Linked DNA regions of Homo sapiens: region 2 is linked to region 1. A link is a contact called in ENCODE Hi-C or POLR2A ChIA-PET data. All regions are on one chromosome and are shown on one strand. Each heading gives the region's core, a stretch centred on a gene start or an enhancer-like site at or near the end of the contact. The rest is flanking DNA. Distances are from core to core; before and after follow the strand shown.

Region 1 (4,056 bases), core at 1,557-4,056:
GTGATCAGTGATATTTGATGTTACTATTGGAATAATTTTAGGGCAGAATGAACCACACCCATAGAAGATGGTGAACTTAATAAAAATGTGTGTTTTGACTGCTCCACCCACCAACCATTGCCCTCTCTACTTCTCCTCTGCATTTGCTGAGATGCAAAAATATTGAAATTAGGCCAACTAATAACATGACAATGGCCTCTAAGTGTTCAAGTGAAAGGAAGAGTCAAACTTCTCTCAACTTAAGTCAAAATGCAGAAATGATTATTACTAAGGAAGGCATGTCGAAAACTGGGATAGGCCGGAATGTAGGCCAAACAGCCAAGTTGTAAATACAAAGAAAAAGGAAGTTAAAAGTGCTACTCTAGTGAACACACCAATGATTAGAAAGTAAAACAGCCATATTGCTGATATGGAAAAAGTTTCAGTCATCCGGATAGAAGATCAAATCAGCCACAACATTCCCTTAAATCAAAGCCTAATCCAGAGCAAGACCTCAACTCTCCTTAATTCTACGAAGGCTGAGGGAGGTGAGAAAGCTGCAGAAGAAAAGTTGGAAGTTAGTAGACATTGGTTCATGTGGTTAAAAAAAAATAAGCTGTCTTCATAACATAAAAGTGCAAGGTGAAGCAGCAAGTGCTGATGTAAAAGCTGCAGCAAGTTATCAAAGAGATGTAGCTTAGATAATTGATAACAGATAATCAGTATAGATGAAGCAGCATTCTATTAATAAAAGATGCCATCTAAGACTTTCATAACTAGAGAGGACAAGTCAATGCTTGGTTTCACGCTTCAAATCTGACTTTCTTGTTAGAATCTAATATAGCTGATGACTTTAAATTGAAGCCAGTCCTCATTTACCTTTCTGGAAATCCTAGCATCCTTAAGAATTATGCTAAGGATACTCTGCCTGTGCTTTATAATTTGAACAACAAAGCCTGATGACAGCACATCTGTTTACAGCATGGTTTACTGAATATTTTAAGTTCATTGTTGAGACTTCTTGCTCAGAAAAAAGATTCCTTTCAAAATATTACTGCTCATTGACAATGTACCTAGTTACTCAAGAGCTTTAATGGAAATGTACAAAGAGATTAGCATTTTCATAACTGCTAACACAACATCCATTCTGCAGCCTATAGATAAAGAAGTAATTCTGACTTTCAAGTTTTATTATATAAGAGATACATTTTGTAAGGCTCTTGCAGCCTTACAATCAGAGATAATGATTTCTCTGATGAATCTGGTTAAAGTAAATTGAAAACCTTCTGGGAAAGATTCACCATTCTGATGCCATTAAGAATATCTGTGACTCATGGGAGGAGATCAAAATATCCCTAACTGGATATTGGAAGAAATTGATTCCAATCTTTATGAACAACTAAGAAGGGTTCAAGATTTCAGATGAGGGAAGTAACAGCAGATGTGGTGGAAATAGCAAGAGAACTAGAATTAGAAGTGGAGCCTGATGATGTGACTGAATTGCCACAATCTCATGATAAAACTTGAACAGATGAGGGGTTACTTCCTATGGATGAAGAAAGTGGTTTTTTGAGACGGAATCTACTCCTGGTGAAGATGCTATGAACATTGTCAAAATGTTGGATAAAGGGCTCCAATTTTGAAAGACGTTATATAGTGGTTATTAAAATGCTATAAAACGGCATTGCATGTTGCAAAAAAATCTTTCGTAAAAGGAAGAGTCAATTCTTGCAGAAAATTTCATTATTGTCTTATTTTAAGAAATTGGCACAGTTACCCCAACCTTCAGCAACCACTACCTTGATCAGTCAGCAGCCATCACCATCAAGGCCAGACCCTCCACCAGCAAAAAGATTAGAAGTGGCCAGGTGCGGTGGCTCATGCCTGTAATCCCAGCACTTTGAGAGGCCAAGGCAGGTGGATTACCTGAGGTCAGGAGTTTGAGAATAGCCTAGCCAACATGGTGAAACCCCGTCTCTACTAAAAATACAAAAAAATTAGCCAGGCGTGGTGGCAGGCATCTGTAATCCAAGCTACTCGAGAGGCTGAGGCAGGAGAATCACTTGAACCCGGGAGGCGGAAGTTGCAGTGAGCCGAGATTGTGCCATTGCACTGGGCAGTCTGGGCAACAAGAGCAAAACTCCACCTCAAAAAAAAAAAAAAAAAAAAGATTAGGATTTACTGAAGGCTAAGGTAATCGTTACCATTTTTTGGGCAAGATGTTTTTTAAATTAAGATATATATACTGTTTTTTAGACACAATGCTACTGCACATTTAATAGACTACAGTATAAACAACTTTTATATGCACGGAGAAACCAAAAAAAAATTGCATGGCTTGCTTTATCGAGATATTTGCTGTATTGTGTTGGTCTAGAACCAAACCTGCAATCGCTATGGTATGTCTGTATCTAGCACATGATTATGCACATATAAAACCCAACTCCTTGATTCACAGGCCTCTGGATAGGAGATATGACATGCCCAAGGTCTCGCAGTTCATGTGAGGCAGGAAACTTAAGAGAGCCAGACTTCTTTAAGGAGACTGAAAGGTGATTCATTTAGTGAGTAGCGATTACAGAATTTCTAAAACAGTGGGGGCGGGGGGGGCGGCGGGGAGGAGGGCTGGAATTGTCCTCCAGCGCATACAAGGTTGTTGCTGCCAGAGAAATCCAGCAGGAAAGAGCAGCATTCTTTCACCTTTTCCGCCTCTGAAGCGGAGGAGAACTTCATTTCCCAGCAGCCCTTAAGATTCCTCCGCGCACTGCGCTAGCGTCCCGGCATTCTGCTTTCCGGCGCTCTGCCTTCCGGTGCGTCGTTTACGCCAGTTTGAACCAAAGACGCCCAAGGTTGAGGCCGAGTTCCAGAGCATGGGGTCTCGGTTGTCCCAGCCTTTTGAGTCCTATATCACTGCGCCTCCCGGTACCGCCGCCGCGCCCGCCAAACCTGCGCCCCCAGCTACACCCGGAGCGCCGACCTCCCCAGCAGAACACCGCCTGTTGAAGACCTGCTGGAGCTGTCGCGTGCTTTCTGGGTTGGGGCTGATGGGGGCGGGCGGGTACGTGTACTGGGTGGCACGGAAGCCCATGAAGATGGGATACCCCCCGAGTCCATGGACCATTACGCAGATGGTCATCGGCCTCAGTGAGAATCAAGGCACAGCACTTGGGCGGGTTGGGTATCTGCGGGGTAGAGGAAGGAAACGGAGCAGCCACGTGGGCGGGGAGGCGGGGAGGCGGGGTGCTGCCGCTGGTCAGGTGGTGGGGGCACCTCAAACAAGGTGGGAGAGGAAGTTGTTGGAACGCCTTTCTTTTTTTTTTTTTAATTTTAAGTTAGTATTTCTTGAGAACCCTTATTAGACTCAGCCCTTTTAATTCTCAGAATAGCTGTTAGAAGTAGGTATGATTATAGTATTTACTGTGGAGCAAACCGAGGCAACGAGGAGTATTGTGTTCATGGTCAGGAAATGACAGTCACTTGATCCCAGGTATATCAGATCTCAAAGCCCATACTTTTTCTCCAGGTCCTGGAGAAAGCCTGAGCGAGGGCCCTTGACCTTAATTTAAGAAATTTGCCTTGAATCCCAGATCTTTAGACGTGGATTCTAAGCTCACCTACTTGGTACACCTGGGTAATGTGGCCCACAGCCCCGTTCTGTGATCGTCAAGATGTCATCCAATCAAACGTCATGATTTTTTTAGCTTTCAAACCGATTGTCAGTGAATAGAATTTTAGGTTTCTAACTGTCTTACCTTCTTGATCCTGTATAGGTAAATTCTCCTACAGGATATTCTTTTTTTTCCTGATTTTTTTTTCTTTTTCTGTGCTTCACTTGCCTTATAAGAAAGATACAATGGTAATATATCCTCCAGAAGTGTTGTGAGGGTTAAATAAGATGGCGTATATGTGAAACACTTGGTAAATTTAAATGCAGCATAAAGGTAAGGTATTGTTGTTTTTTTTCTAGGCATTGCCACCTGGGGTATCGTTGTCATGGCAGACCCCAAAGGGAAGGCCTACCGCGTTGTTTGAAAGTACCACCAGTGAATCTGTCTTCTGTCTCTGTCCCTTTCCCCG
Region 2 (4,056 bases), core at 1,000-3,499, 1.1 Mb before region 1:
CCCAGATAGCAGTCAGATTTACCAGCTGGGTTCTTCTTAAATGAGGTCAGATCTGCAGGCAGAGTGATACATTTCCCACAAAAGTAACAGCAAAGGAATATTAGGGGTTTTAAAACTTTCTGTTTCTCTAACATGCAACTTTGGATGAGGAAAGTGGGATTGCCAGTTTATGGGGGCACATGTGGCAATGACAAAGCCAAGTAGGAGTTTACATCTTGGGTGGAATCACCTATGGGGAGGCTGAGATTTCTGGATCCATCCTTAGGTCACAGGGGGCAAGGGTCCATCATCCCTGCACAGCTTTTCAGCTCCTGTGAAATCAGAATGATTGGAGGGTAAACCTCGTTTGAAGGCTTGCACAAGAATTGATTTCTTCCTGATTTTCACTATGACCCTAACCATAAAAAAGCAAAACCAAAAAGCCAAGAGACAATCATGCAGGGATGCTCCTCCCCCACCCCCAAATTGCTGGAAAACTAAACTTCGTTTAGAGAGATTCCTTTAAAAAATATGTGACTTATTTTTGGAGTACATAGGGGGCAGAGGATTACTGACCAATCCTTCGGTGGCTTTCAGGAGCACAGCATGCAGATGGTGGAAACAAATGGGCAGCTTGAGACAGCAGTCAGCATGCTGGATCATTAAGTCAAATCTAAGGGTGTCTGTTTACCTTTGCTCTTTCAAAGACAGCCCGGAGTCTGCAGGGATAAGTATTGTGTGTATGTGCTGGCCTGAACACAGAATGAGCAATGGAGGTGGCTGGTGAGCTCTAGCTTTACTTTATTTAACCTTTCTGACCAAGTTTCTAATAAATTTTGATGGGCCAACTGCCAATGGTGGCTTCCAGCTGCCGACTTTTTCCACATGCTGGAGACCCTATGAGTAGTGAAGAAGGTTAAAATCCATCTCTTAGCTAACAATACACACAGTGCACCTTAGTCACCTTGGGTTGTGTGGATGAAGAGTGCATAGCCCAACAACTGGATGCTTGTCTAGGGAAGAGGTGTTATAGTGTCCTTCAGAGAAGCTGAGGAGCACTGCATTTCCAACAACATAAAAGCAAGTGGCATGAAAGCAAAACAAGTTATCACACTAAGATTTTGGTTCAGTACTTCCCAGTCTTCCTCGTTGCCTTCAAAGCGGATCCTACAAGCATCCCCGAAGGAGGCTGCCAAGGTGAACTGGGGCGGACACAAACTGTGTCTCATCAAAGCACGCTCCCTATAGTATTATCACTGCTGTCAATAGGGCGCGACCAGCATTTTTTCCTCCTTTGCGCTGGGACGCAGAGCAGGAAGCGCCCGGGTGTGCATCTCTTAGGAGATGAGTGAATCTGTTGGAGAGGGTCTTTTCTGGCCTGGTGGATGGATGCTGGGGAGTGACGTCACCCCGCCCCCTCCTCTGGTGTGTGTGTGTCTGTGTGTCTGTGTGTGTGTATGTGTGTGTGTGTGTGTGTGTGTGTGTGTGTGTTGCCTCCTTCACCCACCTCTCCTGCCTGCCCCTCCTTTATCCGGCTCTCTGGCCCTTTCAGTGGGTCAGTGGTCCAGATTCAGGGATTCGCCAGCGGGCGCAGCGGGCCCAGCTCTCCCCGCGTCCGGGCGCACCCACACTCACACTCACGCGCAGGCAACGCGCACACACAATCCCCCAGCGCTGGAGCACAGCAATTCCGTGGGATCCCCAGCACGTTACGAGGATTTTAGAAATCACCCACACAAGGAAACAAAGAGAGAAGCCTTTCCAATGACTTTCCTGGGCTTTTTCGTTTAATTTTCCCCCCTCCCCAAACCACCTCTTCTGCAGCCGTAACTACCAGGTTCAAGCCAGGTCCAAAGACTGGGCTGCACCGGCCACCCCACCTCCCGGCCCTCGACTCTGCTCGGGCCCTTTCCCAGGCGTCGCCTCGCACCCCTCTCCCCCCACGAGCCTCAGTTTCTGGTTACCTCGCGTGCGCTTCACTTTTGGGGGGAAGAAGAGAAGGGGAGGGAGGCACCGAGGGGGGCAGCCGAGTTGCTATTTGTGGCCAAAGAATCCGCTTTAAAAGAAGAGGCAGCAGGAAGGAGGAAAGAGGAGAGGCGGAGGGAGGAGAGGAGACGCGGCCCCGGACCCCCCAGCCGCGAGCGGCGGAGCATCGAGGAGCGGGAGGAGGAGGAAGAGGAGGAGGAGGAGGAGGGGGAGGAGACAAACAGCGGCGGCGGCGGCAGCGAGAGAAGCGGGCGCAGGGCGAGCAGGAGGAGCGGGAGGAGGAGAAACCGCCGCGGAAGCCGCGGGCTCAGAAGGGCCAAGAGGACGGCCCGGGAAGAGGAGGAGGAGGCGGAGGAGGAGGAAAAGGGGGTAGGGGTGGAGGGAGGGCGGGGGGACGCGCTGCCTTGGATGCTGGATTTCGGGTTTTTGGACTCACTCGCTGACTCTCTTCCACTTCCTCGCTCTGGACTGGGCTGGCCGCACGAGGGCTGGGCGGCGGCGGCGACCAGGGGGGCTTCGGCGGCGGCGGCCGCTGCTCCGCGGGATTAAATTGGCCGCCCGGAGGCGGCGGCGCGGCCGTGGCGGGGCGCGAAGGCGCTGGAGGAAAGTGTTGGCGGCGGCGCGGGAGGCGGTGGCGGCGGCTGCCCGGGGCCAACATGACCAGGTGAGTCCCTGGAACTGACCCCGTCCGCCCCGCGGTGTCTTCCCCTCTTGCTGCTCCGGAATCGCCCTGCGCCCGGCTCCGGCTGCCGGCGCCTCCCGAGCCAGAGCGACACGCTCGCGTTTCCGCGAGCCCGGCGCCCGGGCACCGGAGCGCACAGTTTGCTCCTCTGGACCTCCTCGGGCAGAGGTCCTCTCCTGCTGGGTTCACTTCTCGCCTGAAACCTCAGACCCGGGAGAGAGGCGACTCTAGAGAATGGGGGTGTCCGGGTATGTGTATTTGTGCGACCCCCGCTCTCTCCTCCTAGGGTGGGCGTAGTATTGGGGGCAAATGGTGGAGCGGTGGGGCAATCCACCCTTACCCAGGGATCCTGCCACCGCCTTTTTTAAAGGCAGGGATTACTGTTTTAAGGAGGGCTGACTACGGTGAGGGGGCGATTTCTTTTTCTTTCTTTCCTCTGAACTAGTGGGGAGAAGGAGAAATAGCAGGAATCAAAGTCTACGCAGCTGCCATAGAGGAGGGGGATTGTTTGGGAGACCTTCCCGTGGCAGAATCAAAGCTCGTAGTTCAGCTGCGGGAATCTGGTGTACTTAACACACACATTCATTCCGTAGGGAAGGGAACGCATCTTTTATAATGAAGAGTCAAAGTTGTAAGAAACAATTTAAAAAGAAAGCCACGAACAAACCAAAGATTATTTGCTTTCCCATAGATTTATTGTAGCTTTTATGTGGGTGTGTAGAAAACTTGCATTGCTTCTCTGGACGTTGATTTTCATTTAAAAGCACTAGCAAGTGAAGTCAGTTTTTAAGTCTTATGCTTAAAAAAATCTTGAACACCAAGTGTGAGCTTGGCTTTCATTAATTTGGTGTTCCAGGATTCCAGATAGTAGTTCCATTCTCCAAAACCAGGACTATCACAATCCACTTTTATTGTTTCCAGTTCGCCTCCCAGTACGCTACTTGCCAAATGTCTCCTCCGTTTTCTAAAATTCTCAGAGTAATCCCCCAGCCTCATCTACAGTTTGCACCTTAAGTATCTAGGAAGATTCCTGAGGGCTCGTTCTCCTTGTATTTCCTCTTAAAGTTATATATATATATTTACATGTGCAAAGACACAGTGCCAGTGACTTAACAGAGTGTAGCTCACACAGTTTGAACCTCTCAGAGGCTAGTAACTGCTTATGACTTGAAATAGGTTTGCTGTTAAATTTACTGAGCTACAAATGTGGACTTTATCCTTTGGTGTATTCTTTTCTAACCATCCTGTAGCGCATCTCTGGGGACTTAGTTCAACCATAGATACTTCTGACCATTTTCAGTATTTTTTTCTCTGTTTCAAAGTGCACACACCAACCACTCAACTTGAGTAAAACAAGGATGATATACCAAAACTTGAAACATTCTGATGTAAAGGGATCTGTAGAGATA

Evidence for each region. Hi-C counts contacts between places; a loop is a spot of excess contacts on that map. ChIA-PET counts read pairs that join two places held with the same protein, here RNA polymerase II (POLR2A).
Region 2: a map of endothelial cell of umbilical vein shows a loop between it and region 1 (2.1-fold over the local background). The contact joins the promoter of PTPRD-AS1 here to the promoter of DMAC1 in region 1. A Hi-C loop is called at or near these places in 1 of 168 maps with a recorded cell type or tissue (endothelial cell of umbilical vein). POLR2A ChIA-PET finds 5 or more read pairs at or near these places in 1 of 52 experiments (activated naive CD4-positive, alpha-beta T cell).

What each region holds. Positions count from the first base shown.
Region 1 is chr9:7,798,528-7,802,583 of GRCh38, reverse strand. DMAC1 (distal membrane arm assembly component 1) reads left to right here and starts at 2,806. Exons shown (of 2, transcript NM_033428.3): 1 at 2,806-3,123; 2 at 3,947-4,056. The coding sequence starts at 2,850. The coding sequence ends at 4,011. RefSeq lists an enhancer at 2,496-3,042.
Region 2 is chr9:8,856,211-8,860,266 of GRCh38, reverse strand. It overlaps PTPRD-AS1 (PTPRD antisense RNA 1), which reads right to left and starts at 2,249. Exons shown (of 2, transcript NR_121600.1): 1 at 1,944-2,249. The region is part of intron 11 of PTPRD (protein tyrosine phosphatase receptor type D); the gene reads left to right.